2 separate regions of the Homo sapiens genome follow, and region 1 is linked to region 2. Evidence: chromatin contacts called from ENCODE Hi-C or POLR2A ChIA-PET data. All regions are on one chromosome and are shown on one strand. Each heading gives the region's core, a stretch centred on a gene start or an enhancer-like site at or near the end of the contact. The rest is flanking DNA. Distances are from core to core; before and after follow the strand shown.

Evidence for each region. A loop is a pair of places that touch in the nucleus more often than their neighbours do. ChIA-PET counts read pairs that join two places held with the same protein, here RNA polymerase II (POLR2A). Pooled maps may share reads with other maps.
Region 1: a loop to region 2 is called in a map of PC-3, with 4 times the contacts of the local background. The contact joins the promoter of LINC02399 here to the enhancer-like site in region 2. A Hi-C loop is called at or near these places in 2 of 168 maps with a recorded cell type or tissue (PC-3 and endothelial cell of umbilical vein), 1 of 37 single-sample maps with no recorded cell type and 7 of 50 pooled maps. POLR2A ChIA-PET finds 5 or more read pairs at or near these places in 3 of 52 experiments (GM12878, HEK293 and T-cell).

Annotation. Positions count from the first base shown.
Region 1 is chr12:89,945,455-89,951,834 of GRCh38, reverse strand. It overlaps LINC02399 (long intergenic non-protein coding RNA 2399), which reads right to left and starts at 4,142. Exons shown (of 3, transcript NR_135019.1): 1 at 4,083-4,142; 2 at 3,587-3,674; 3 at 2,109-2,360. All of the region lies in intron 6 of LOC105369890 (a long non-coding RNA gene), which reads right to left.
Region 2 is chr12:89,815,874-89,822,663 of GRCh38, reverse strand. LOC107984543 (a long non-coding RNA gene) reads right to left here. Exons shown (of 7, transcript XR_007063399.1): 6 at 6,712-6,773; 7 at 5,564-5,636. Among named protein-coding and RNA genes, the nearest start is that of ATP2B1-AS1, 110 kb to the right of the region's middle. Within about 2 kb of position 4,968, at least 2 of the 41 ENCODE cell types and tissues checked have a DNase peak (open chromatin) inside an H3K27ac peak, as active enhancers do; they include PC-3, where a contact is called at or near this core.

The DNA.
Region 1 (6,380 bases), core at 2,893-5,392, 130 kb before region 2:
ATCCGGAGGCACAGGTAAGACAAGACTGGTTTATTTAAGGGCTTAGTTCTCCTTTGGAAATGGAGCTAATCTTGTCAGAATAGCAGTTGAGCTATTCCTCTCTCCTTTCCCTATCCATCTTTCCCCCTCCCAGATCTTCTCTCTTTTTTTTCCCCCTTTGGCTTCCTATCTGCATCTACCTTCTTTCTTTCACAAAGCCTGACTCCATAGATGATGGTTGTATGATAGGCATTGTTAATGTCCACCAATTTCTAATTATTTACTTTTGGTTAGAAAGGAGATTACATTTCCATGTTCCCTTGAAGTTAGATGCTGCCATGTGACTCATTTTGCCCAAAGGCATGTGAATGACACTCTGGACTAAGGCTTCTATGGCTTGTGTTTGACTTGCCAGCTCTTTCTCATCCCCTGCTGGGGTGAACCCTGAAGCCTGACGTCATTAGATGGCAGTGTCATAAAATGACAGAGTCTCCTTCAGCCTTACTCCGTATGTGACAGTGATAAGCAAAGCTCTCCCTGACACCATGAATGAGAAATAACCTGAAATTTTAGAGTTGTTATCACAGGATAACCTACACTATTCTGACACAAGTAAAAGAAGAAAGATACTAACCAGCACATGCAGTCATAAGGATGTTGGCAACAGGATTCATTTAGCACACATTTACTGAATTGGCATGTAAGTGAAAGAATCCAACATGAGAAAATAGAGAAAAGATAAAGTTGTTGCCCTCAAAGAGAGGGCAAAAAAAGAAAAAAAATTGACAAATGTAAAAACAATTATGGTAGAATTTTACATATATATTTTTTAAATCAGTCAAATATGGTAAGGAAAAGTTTGGGAAATCTTTGTCTAAAGAGCGTGCAGCTGGAAGCTAGGAGTCCAGTCCTGCCATGTTTTTGTAAGTCATTACCATTGTTATCATCATCAACCTATTTATTATTACAGAGCATGTGTGACTTCAGGCAAGACACTAAACTCTTTTTTTGCATCTTTAAAGTAGAGGGAAAATACTATTTCTCTTTTTTAGATTACTGAAATGTGATTAATACCCAAGAGGATAGAATGTCTATGTACTCTGAATTCTTAAGACAAAACAACATCTCAGGCAGAGTGTTTAGTGAAAAGCCCCTGGCTGAGGTTTCAATACTTGTGTACAATTGAGCAAAAGTCAGAAAGCCTTGGTCTTTTTATATCTCAGCCAAAGGTGTCTACTGAGCTTTCACTGTGTGCCAGCTACCATGCCAGGCTCTAGAGATGGGCCAGTGAACAAGGCATTGTGCTTGTCTCACTCTAAAAACTGGCAGAGAACATGAACATTAAACTTTAAGTATTATGATCATTAATTGCATAATTACAAACGTTCTAAGAGCTCCACAGGATTCCACTGGACCATTTGACTGAGAGACCTAAGTGGCTTATCAGGGATGGCTGATAAACTGAGTTTGGAAGAATCTGTAAAATTAGTATCACAATGTACTTTTAAGGTGGCTATAATGGTTTTTAAAACTAAATGTAAAATTTTGGCAAATAGTTGGTTCTCAATAGATGTTAGTTATTGAACAGTGTCATAGAAATCTGTGCATATGTAATCAAAGGCAAAGTTCTAAAAGGAAAGAAAAAGGCCGCAGCTTTTACCACATATTAATCCATATGCTACTGCTATCATTATCACAATCAATATTAACACATCGCACTGAGCTGTTTCATAATTGTATTTCTATGTTTCCCCTGACAACTCTTAATTCAACCGCTAGGGAAGCCCCTGTCTTCCTGTCTGCCTTGTTTTGGTTTTGTTTCATGTACCTTTCCTGGCAACGGGGTCCATTTACTTCACTGGTTACCATAGAAGCCTGCTTGTTCTGAAGGGCAGTAAGTGTTCTAGGGAAATCAGCAAACTACAGGAAGGGAAAGACTAAAAGTCTCTTGCCCAGATTATGAGTCAACCACTAAATTCAATTCACTCTATTCCAAATTTCTTCTAGGTGGGGTCCAATCTGGGATGCAAGTGGAAGCTTAAAGGTTGTATTACTTCAATATCTGTTTTCTATAAAATCATTTTTATTTTTATTTGAAAGATTGTAAACAGTTTGAATAAGTAAGTCTCTTGATTTTACCATTTTATTTTATTTGATGACTAACTTTCTTTTATTGCTTCATAAAATGAACCTCATGGAATGTTTGCTTACTTCCCATTGCATGAGGAATAAAAAGGAATTGCTTAAGTGTGTTTGACGATCATTGTAAATAGCATATAAACAGGACTGAAAATATAGACCTGCTCAATAGTGGGCATAGATACAGTGAAAGATACTGAATATTTATATTCATGAATCACAGTAAGATTTTCAAGATGGACCTATAAAAAGAAAAAAAAAAGTTATTCATCAGTGTCTAATCCGGAGCTGAAGTTTGGCCAACATGGATTTCAATTGAGTAAATCATTTCATTCATTTGTACAAAAGGGACAACTAACATATACTTTCTCAGACACATATTATTTCATTTACCCCTCCCAATAACCCTTTGAAGTAATATTGTTATTGTCATTTTTGAATGAGGAAATTAAAATTAAAATCACAGAGAGAGAGACAGTAAGTGCTTTTTAAAAGGGCCCTTAGTCCCTCAAGAACAGAAAAATAGGAATTTTATTATTTCAGTTGTTTATGAAGTAAACTAAAATGTATATAGTTCCTAGCAACTTAGCAAAAGTATGATTTTTTAAAACATAAAGAAGAGGACAACTGTGCCATTCATTGCACCACAAAAGCAAAGTTATGTAGAGACAAGAGTACAAAAACAAGGGCCTTTGCTCTGTTGTTTGTTGAAAAGGAAGTGTCATTATATTGGTAAAAACAGCCCTGTCCTTTCATTCAATGGAAAGAAATCAGAAATCCAACCTGGAACAGGCTTGGGCTCAGTGGAAAAATCATGTCCCAGTGCAAAAGTAATGGCTGTTGTAGATTAATAACCATTTACAGCTTTTTATCTTGGTTAAACTGCTATCTTCCAGACTGTAAAAGATAACCTGGGCTTGTTGCAGAGCTTTTTAAAGAAAACACTCTGCCTCTTAGGAAATCCGTCTCCCTATGCTTTGCTCAGGAGTTTGAAGTCATTCTGTCAATATCTTGGAAATAACATTTCTGAAAAGCAGATTATTAGCCCTGAGTTACATCTTCCACCAGTGGAATATTTGCCTTGCCTAAATAGCAGGTGGGGCTTAAAAGTGAGAGAATATCTCTGTAGAGAATTTCTGAGCTTTCCATTACTGAAACACAAAGATGTATTTTAGGAAATTGCAGAACTGCTGCATCCAAATCAACTCAACACTTAATAAGAAAAGCACAGAATCTATCATTATTCCTATTAGCAATGAGTATATATGAGTGGATTTCACCTTGGAGATTCTCAGAGCAAAAAATTTACAAGCTGTTCTCTATATACAACAAGACTTTGCCCACACTAATAACTGGAGACTTCATAAACTGTAAGGCACAAAACCTATCACAGTATAGCTGGGGAGATTTTAAGATCAAATATAATTATTCAACAAGCAGAATCAAAAGACTCCATGTCTATACACACTTGGTAAACAGCCAGGATGTAAACTGTCAGCCCCAGGATTCAGTGTTTCCCTGTATCTTGCATACTCTACGCAGTTTGCTCTGAATCACTGTTTAAAAAAAAAAAAAAATTCCAATGATTCATTCTCCTCTAATCTTAGTAGAAAGCATTTCCACACCAAAGTGGACTTTATTTTTTCTTCCACTCTCAGTCAGCATGGAGTGAGACAGAAGGTCAGGAGCCTGTTTGCTAATCCTTTCTCTGCCACAAATCACAAATCACCTCTAAGACCTGGAGTAAGTAACTTCTCATCTTGGCCTTCCTGCCTTCCTTCATCTGTAGAGTGTGGGGGTTGAGCAGGAGGATTTTGAAAGCCCCTTCCAACTTGAGGATTCCGTGATAATATAAAGCTGTTCCCCGGTGTCTGGCAAAACTCCTAGTTTCTGTCTCTCTTGTTTCCTGACGTACAGTTAAATTATGGGTCCCTCAACTGAATTTCAATAAAAAAGGCTCTTACCCAGGGTTAATTGCAAGTTTTGAAAGGGGGAAGGGAAGAGCCCACATGAAGAGTTGCTGAGAGCCCAGCAATTGCTACCAGGACTAGAATCAGCATATCTGTTTTGCCAAAATTCTTCTCTGAGGTCACAAAGCCCAATCCTCTTAATAAAAGAAGCAGGTTCAGCTAGAATTTTCCCACCCAGTCTAACAATGATGGAATTTCAAGACATTGTTCAGTTGCTGTCATAGGAAATTGAAGTTTTTAGATCGAAGCTGGTATTACTAGTATCTCTTGTTGAGAGGCAAACCAGAAACAATAAACTTTTATCCAGAAAAGAAAAAGTGTTTATTTAAACCCAGAAGTATCTATTGCTGTATCTCAATATGCCCAGCCGCAGGGCCACAGTAAGAGGTTCATAGCTGAGCCCTTCCTGCTCTGCCCACATCATACCAAACATGTTAATACATACATACATACCCAATCTCATCCTAAACATAACATTTTTCTTTATGCTGCAAAAGGATTTTTATAATTTTGTTTTTGAAACTTTCATTTTGCAGTGTATTTCTATTTTGTAGCCTATAATTTTTTCCAGTTTTCAAATATTTTCATCAGCTTTTAAAAAGTTTCACGTCTATAGTGCCCAATAAATTAAAATCTCCCTGATTAACCTTACGTTCAACATTCTTCTGAAAATACACCAGACCATCAGAACTGGCCACATAGTAAAAGTCACAATCAAAGAAGCCTCTTCCAGATACCGCACAAGGCAGCTACATTCCCTGAAGCCAAACTATATTCTGGAGACTTCAACGTCAAGTAGGCTGGGTTCCAATTTGACACCAGGATCCTTAACATCTGGGAAGACCAAATTTGGGAAAAGAAACAAAAGTAATAAGTTTCCCTTCAGAATATAAGTTTGAGAACCATTCAAATATGGACTTCATACCCTTCTAGAAGCTGATTCTTCCTATCTCATTATACATTGACCTTTGAAATGGAGCTTTGCCCTGTATACTGTAGCTGTATTGAATGGTGCTTCAAGTTCCTGGGATGGGAGTTTTCAGGCAAAGCAACCTGGCACCAGGGAAGGCGGGGATTGTAAACCAGAAACTGTACTGTACTTGGTATTGGAAAAATAATCAGTCTGCCAGAACAGACATCTTCTGTATTCCGACACCTAGTATCTAATCTAGAAAACATTCTGATTGTTCTCACTCATTTTTTTCCATGACAAAACCGTTGCCTCAAGAGGGGGAAAAAAATCCCTGATAATCTTGATTACATTAAGGGGTCAAAGATCCATTTAGGACAGCTATTCTTATCCAGCGTCATTTTCAACATCAATAACATATTTCAATAAGGCTCTCTTTGAGTGTTTCAAAGCAAAATCACCTTGAGCCTTCATGCAATGGACTAAGTCAATAAAGTCCATTGAAAATTGAGATGGAAAACCTGTTTAAGAATGTGCAGTTTAGAATCACATGTGTGAGAAATTTCTTCTTAATATGTCCTGGCCCCGTGATTAATGCTACATTTTTCCCAGATCTTTCATGGCTGAGTCTTGGTTAGCACCCAAAAATGTACTATCATGCTTAGAGACCTACCCGGAGTAAGTGGGTATTCTACCCCTAACCCAAAACCAGTACACATGCCTGACAGAGGAATAGAATATGTGAAATTCACACTTTCCTGGAATATCCAAAACATATGATCTCCATGCCAGAGAAGAATCCTCTATGAAATGATATTTAGGGGACAAATGGTAAAATGCTTTCCACAGCCACATTCAGTTTCTACTGATAAATCTGCCTTCTTTTATCCAGGATGGAGGGAAATGGCAGAGAGGGGTGAGGGTACTGGGAACCAGCATTGTCAGCCTACACAACTCTTCTCTTCCAAGGAAAGAACAGCACAAACTGCAAAGAAAGGAGAGAGACTTGCGGACAAACTAATTTCAGTTTTTCACGTCTACTCACTCTTGAAATGAAAATCATAGCACATCGATCCAGTTCTGTATTTCAGAAATGTGCTGCCTGGCCTTTTCCTGAGTTGTCTATTATTCCATTAGACAAAATGATAGAAATTTCTATAATTTAAAAGTGACTGGCCCAACCTACCTTTTTTATGGTGATGGGTTTTTTTAATTCAATTGGAAGTAGTACCAGGTAAAATAGAAGCTCTTATCCCTGATTTAATAGCAAATGGATAGTAGTCTGCATATTTGTTTGGTAAGTTATTTTTTAAATATTTACACTCATACAGTCTTATGTGGGTATCACTGACTATGTGATATATTAATTGTGTCATGTCTTT
Region 2 (6,790 bases), core at 3,719-6,218:
GACTTCATTCCTTTTTATAGCTGCATAGTATTCCATGGTGTATATGTACCACATTTTCTTTAAATAGTCCATCAATGAGTCACTCCTTAATGAATATGGGGGTTTCTGGGGGAGTGATTAAAATATTCTGGAATTAAATAACAAATGATGATTGTATAACATTGTGAACATAAAATAACTATATCAAAAGCAAGGAATTCATTGAGATTTATGATAATCTTATTTTTTAAACTACATAAATAATGGAAGTGTTCCAAAAACATGATTTTGGTGATGATTTCACAGCTATATAAAGTCACTGAAACTCATTGAATGCTACAATGAAAATGGATGAGTTTTGTGGTATACAAATTGTATCTCAATATATAGTCTTTCTAAGAGAATCAAGCAAAAAACAAACTGCTTCTTTTTGAGCAAAAGTTTTCAAGTGTCTATGTAACTTCCTCTGAGTTTCACTTCAAGTACTGTTTTGCATAGCAGCCTTTTCTGTCTTTCCAGTAGTCTCCACCAAACTAAGATATGATGAGCAGTCCCAGTAAACCAGGAGGCTGATAGGACTCCTGGCTATGATTTCACAGCACCTACTTAGCAGACAATACTCTACTCAAAAGTCACTATGAGAAGCATATTACTTCTTTTTATGGAAAGTTACTCATCAAGAATCTCTCCTGCCAGCTGAGCTTTCTCAATCCCTCAGGTATTATCATGCTAATTATGGGTAGAGTTGTACTCAATAAAAGTTATTCTAAAGAAAGAACAGTTAAATGGCCATCAACTTCAGATAAGTTTTCTATCTCAAGAATGAAGACAATTAAAGAACGGCTATATATTAAATAATAATATTGACCCAGACAAGATATAGTAAGAACCTTCACATTCTTTGACTTTATAATTCTGCTTTTCAGAATTTATCAGACATTTGGTCGGATGAATTTGTACGAAGTTGTCTATGTTGGCTTTATATATATATTAATAACAAAAGAACAAAGACTATCAGCAACTGAAAGAAAATAATGATTACATAAATTATTATATATTCCTACTATTAAATATAATATAGACATTAAATTTAATGATTGCTTTAGGGTTTTAAAATTTTTTTTCTTGAGACAGTTTCTTTCTCCATCACCCAGTCTACAGTATAGTGGTGCCATTACGGCTCAATGCAGCTTCCACCTCCCAAGTTCAAACAATCCTCCATCTCACCCTCCCGAGTAGCTGGAACTACAGGCATGCACCACCATGCCTGGCTAATTTTTTAATTTTTTTTACAGATGAGGTCTTACTATGTTGCCCACACTGGTCTCAAACTTGTGGCCTCAAACAATCTTCCCACCTCAGCCTCTCAAAGTGCTGGGATTACAGGCGTGAGCCACTGTGCCCAGCCTGGGAAGTTATTGCTTCATAGAAGAATTCTTGCTAACAAGTGCAAAAAGAATAATAGAATCAGAGGTTCACTATTTTGCAAGTACAAAAAAAGTTTATAATGGATGATGAAACCATTAAGGGAATTTTACAATAGGTGGATCAGTCTGATACTATGAAAACCAATTGATCAAGCTCAGCATCATGAAAGGTGGGACAATCAGGCATGTGCTTCTTGATGTGACACAATAGAATGCACAGTATCGCCTATGAAATATGGCTGTCAAAAAATAAATAACACATAAAAGTGAACCAGAATTATATCAAGTTTCTAAATTCAACTACCAATCTCTCAGAAAATATTGGAAATCAGGAAACAGGTTAAATGACACCATGAGGAAGCAATTAGTCAAATGCAGATATAAAATATCTATAAAACAACTGGGTTATTTCACAAAGGAATGGCATTTTTAAAAAGGAGAAGAAACTGGACTAAAAGAAACTTAAAAAATATATCAATTCAATGTATTTTAATATGTGAACTTTATTTGGATCCTTATTAACAGACTTCACTTTTTTTAAAAAAGTAATCTTTGAGATAATTAGAAAAATTTAAATATGCATTGATACTAGATGATATTAAAGAATTGCTTTTTTTTTTTTTTGAGACAGAGTCTCACTTTTGTCACCCAGGATGGCATGCAATGACTCCATCGGCTCACTGTAACCTCTGCCTCCCGGGTTCAAGCAATTCTCCTGACTCAGCCTCCCAAGTAGCTGGGATTACGGCTAATTTTTGTATTTTTAGTACAGACAGGTTTCACCATGTTGGACAGGCTGGTCTCGAACTCCTTACTTCAGGTGATCCACCCCAACCTCGGCCTCCCAAAGTGCTGGGATTACAGGAGTGAGTCACCACACCCAGCCAAGAATTGCTATTTTAATTATTATGAGACTGATAATAGCATGCACTGATGTTAAAACCAAAAGAAAAACTTTATCTGATAAGATATATACTGAAGTATTTATGAGTGAAATTAAACGACTTGTGGGATTTGTTTTAAAATACTATAGCCAAAAAAGTGGAGGTGAGCGGTGAGTAGATAATAAAGTGAGAAATAAATGAAGCATGATTGGCAAAATGCTAACTGTGGGAGATAGACAACAAGTACATAGAGATCATTATACTCTCCTATCTACTTTTATGCACATTTGAGGTTTTCTATAATAAAATTTTTTTTTTTTTTTTTTGTGACGGAGTCTCGCTCTGTCGCCCAGGCTGGAGTGCAGTGGCGCGATCTCGGCTCACTGCAGGCTCCGCCCCCCGGGGTTTACGCCATTCTCCTGCCTCAGCCTCCCGAATAGCTGGGCCTACAGGCACCCTCCACCTTGCCCGGCTAATTTTTTGTATTTTTAGTAGAGACGGGGTTTCACCGTGTTAGCCAAGATGGTCTCGATCTCCTGACCTCGTGATCCGCCCGCCTCGGCCTCCCAAAGTGCTGGGATTACAGACGTGAGCCACCGCGCCCGGCCAATAAAATATTTTTAATGCACATTTAGACGTGAAATAAGGCTGGATAAAATAAACCTAAATATATCAATAATGATTAACAGAAGATGATGTCTCTGAATTGTGGAATTCATGATAAATTTTGCTTTCATTTTTATACTTTTCTTCAAGTTAATTTTCTACAAATTTTATGTGTTACCTCTATAAGCACAAAAAGCAAGCACTTTAAAGTCAATATCAGCCTCGTATTTGGAGATGTCACCTAAGACCCTCCTACTCACCCAGGCATCCTATTGTCTGGCATTTAACAATGTTACATTATGAGGATTTATATCTTTCTTCTTAGACTCAGTTGGCATTCCTGAAGCAGTGACCCAAAGGAAAACCATCTTCTAAGTTAGGATGTTTCCTAGATGAGAGTTTAACCCAAAGTATAGCTAATATTAGCAGAGAAATGCCCTGCAATGCCTTTGTGGATTAATATAATAGATACCTGAAATACAAATATCAAGAGGACGAGAAAACAACCATCAACAAAAGACCATGCGTGAATCATGTTAAAGAGAGGAGAAGGCAAACAGGCAAATTATGACATGGATAATTATTACTAGTTAGCTAAATTAAAATTAAAAGGAACAATTATGGGACATTTCAGGTAACTCAAAAAAAAAAATTCTCCTGAAGTTACTGAATTTTGTGAAACTGGTCTGTTTTTACATCTAACACAATTATGTTATTAAGTTTCTGAATTTGTTAAAAGGACCAAAATCCTTGACTGGGCGGTGGCTCATGCCTGTAATCCTAGCACTTTGGGAGGCCAAAGTGGGTGGATGACTTGAGGTCAGGAGTTTGAGACCAGCCTGGCCAACATGGTGAAACCCTGTCTCTACCAAAAATACAAAAATTAGCTGGGCATGGTGATGTGTGCCTGTAGTCCCAGCTACTCAGGAGGCTGAGGCAGGAGAATTGCTTGAACCCAGGAGCTGGAGGTTTCAGTGAGCCGAGATCACACCACTGCATGCCACCCAAGGTGACAGAGCAAGACTCCGTCTCAAAAAAATAAATAAGTAAATAATAAAACCAATCATCAAAGAAATTCCAATGAAATATGACAAATTGTATACATATATCAACCTCTTCTCCCCACTCCTCAAATCCCTCTAAATTAACAGTGAAGGGAATAAAAAAGCACAAGCCTGTAAGAACAAAGAGACTATGATGACATCAACAAAATTTTAAAAGCTAGAAAGCAGATGGATGAGTGGTTATTGACCTAGCAGACTAGAAATATCTTGCAACTCACAATGCAGGACCCCAGGAAGGCTCAGAAACTGGAGGTATTTCTGAAAGAGTGGGTGTAGGTGGGGCTGAAAATAGAACAAACTGATCATCTATACAAGAAATTTATCTTCTCTGCAATTCCAAGCATTCACAGAACTGCCCTTCCTGACCTCAGGAAAGAGCTAGGGTTTTTACTCTCAAGAAAGACTAACTAGAAGAATTCTAGTTCAGGATGCACCAGGCATGTCTCAGGGCTGGGATATCACACTAGCATTTAATAATATTACATTATATTAACACCCAGTTAACTTATCATTCATATGAATGTAGAACAAAGAAATATAAGTTCCCTCCAAAAAACGTTTACCACAGAAAGCTACTAGAGGAAAGGTACTACCAAAATGGGGTAATAAACCAAGAAACCTGAAAACTCAAGATTCAGGAAATCAGGGATTTAACATAAGAGAGGGCTCCAGTTGACAGTTGTGCAATAGACCTAGCCTGCTCCTTCTAGGAGCAGAAAGACTGTGGGCTCTCAAATGAGTATTTCCAAGAAGCAAAGAAGAAAGAAAAAAAAATTAAAAAGTGACCTGATGTGTTTTAATATCTTGCAGGAGATTTACACCTCTGTAGGAAATTTTTGGCCAAATTAGCACAGAAGTACATAGAAAGCTAAGCAAAAGTAAGATAATTATTACCTCAGGGGAAAAAAATTCAATGTCTGAGAAAGGAAAGGTGATTCTTATTTACTACATGATTCAGCTGTAATAATGTCTGTATAGTCATGACAATGTAAACACTAAAGACATACAAATTTGCTATCTAGATAAGAAAATGGTGAGAAAAGGAAAGTGCAAAGATGTTTATATTGGTCATGGAAGAGTGGAGAAAAGATAAGCTTTCATCTTCCACAAAGGGAAGTAAAAAGATAATAAATAAAAGTGGAATAACTCGAGAAATAGCAACATAGGCAGGCTATTTAGAAAAAAATGTAAATTCCAGTAGAAATTGCTAAAACATCTATAAGAAGTAGGAATCTGAGGTATAGAAAGGTAGATTAACATAGCGTCTATTTTTGTGTTATAATCCTAGTAAAAATTTGACTTAAGCCATGTATGTGTGTATAGAGATAAAAATAAATAATTATTAAAATTACATTTCAAAATAACATAAACCAAAACCCACAGGCAAATTTACCAGTCCAAAATCTTTGAATCTAGTTCATTTTCTGCCACCTTCCAGGGTAAGATTTTTAACAAATGTGAAGTATATTTCTGGAAGTCAGGGGAAATATTACCATTTGTACTTTTTAGCATTTAGTAGTATATTAAGATTAAGTTGACGATATAGAATCCCTCCAGCTTATCTAATCAGAAAAGTCATTTATATAGAGAAATAGAAACTTACCTAGCAATGTATGGGCTGGAGGAGCAAGATTTAGCCATAGATTCCAGAAACGATCCTCAGATATAACAGAAATCTGGAGAACAGGGAAAATGCAAATGCTCATTCCAAGAACACACCACTCTATCCACAATCCACACCAGCAAAATGGAAGCTCCATGTCTCATCTCTCAACACCTGAGAATTTAGTACAGTTTCCCTTACTGCAGAAAACCAACTGTTCCTTGATCAAGTTTACCCTTAGCAAAAACAGAAGCACAGCTTCCCCAACACTTCTAACTTCCAAATCTTGCACATGAGTACCTCAGTGTATCCTGGCTGTAAGGGAACAAGCCCATCACATACCTTCCTTCCACTATTTCATATTCTTAGCCTTTGTTATGGTGATTTAAATTTTAAATTCTCTTGGGCATGGTGGCTCATGCCTGTAATCCCAACACTTAAGGACACTGAGGCGAGCAGGTCACTTGAGGCCAGGAGTTCGAGACCAACTTGGCTAACATGGCGAAACCCCGTCTCTACTGAAAATACAAAAAAATTAACCAAGCGTAATGGTGCACACCTGTAATCCCAGCTACTCTGGAGGCTGAGGCAGGAAAATTGCTTGAACCCAGGAGGCAGAGGTTGCGGTGAGCCACAACTGGGCCACTGTACTCCAGCCTGGGCAACAGAGCAAGACTCTGTCTCAAAAATAAAAAATAAAAATATTAGTGCTTACTGACAATGTACCTGGTCACACGAGAACTCTCATGGAGATGTACAAGGAGATTAATATTGTTTCCTTCTCTGTTAACACAACATCCATTCCACAGCCCATGGATCAAGAAGTAATTTCATAGAAAGTGATTCTTTTGATGGATGTGAGTAAAGTAAATTGAAAACCTTTTAAAAAGGATTTGCCTTTCTAGATACCATTGAGAACATTTGTGATTCACGGGAGAAAGTCAAAATATCAACATTAACAGGAGTTTGGAAGAAGTTGATTTTAACCCTCATGGATGTCTTTGAGGGGTTTAAGACTTCAGCAGCAGAAGTTACTGCAATGTAGTGAAAATAGAAAGAGGACTAGAATTAGCAGTGGAGCCTAAGGTGGTACTGAGTTTCTACAACTTCATGATAAAAATTTGAATAAATGAAGAGTTGCTTCTTACAGATAAGCAAGGAAACTGGTTTCTTCAGATGCAATCTACTCCTGGGGAAGATGCTGTGAACACTGTAGAAATGACAGCA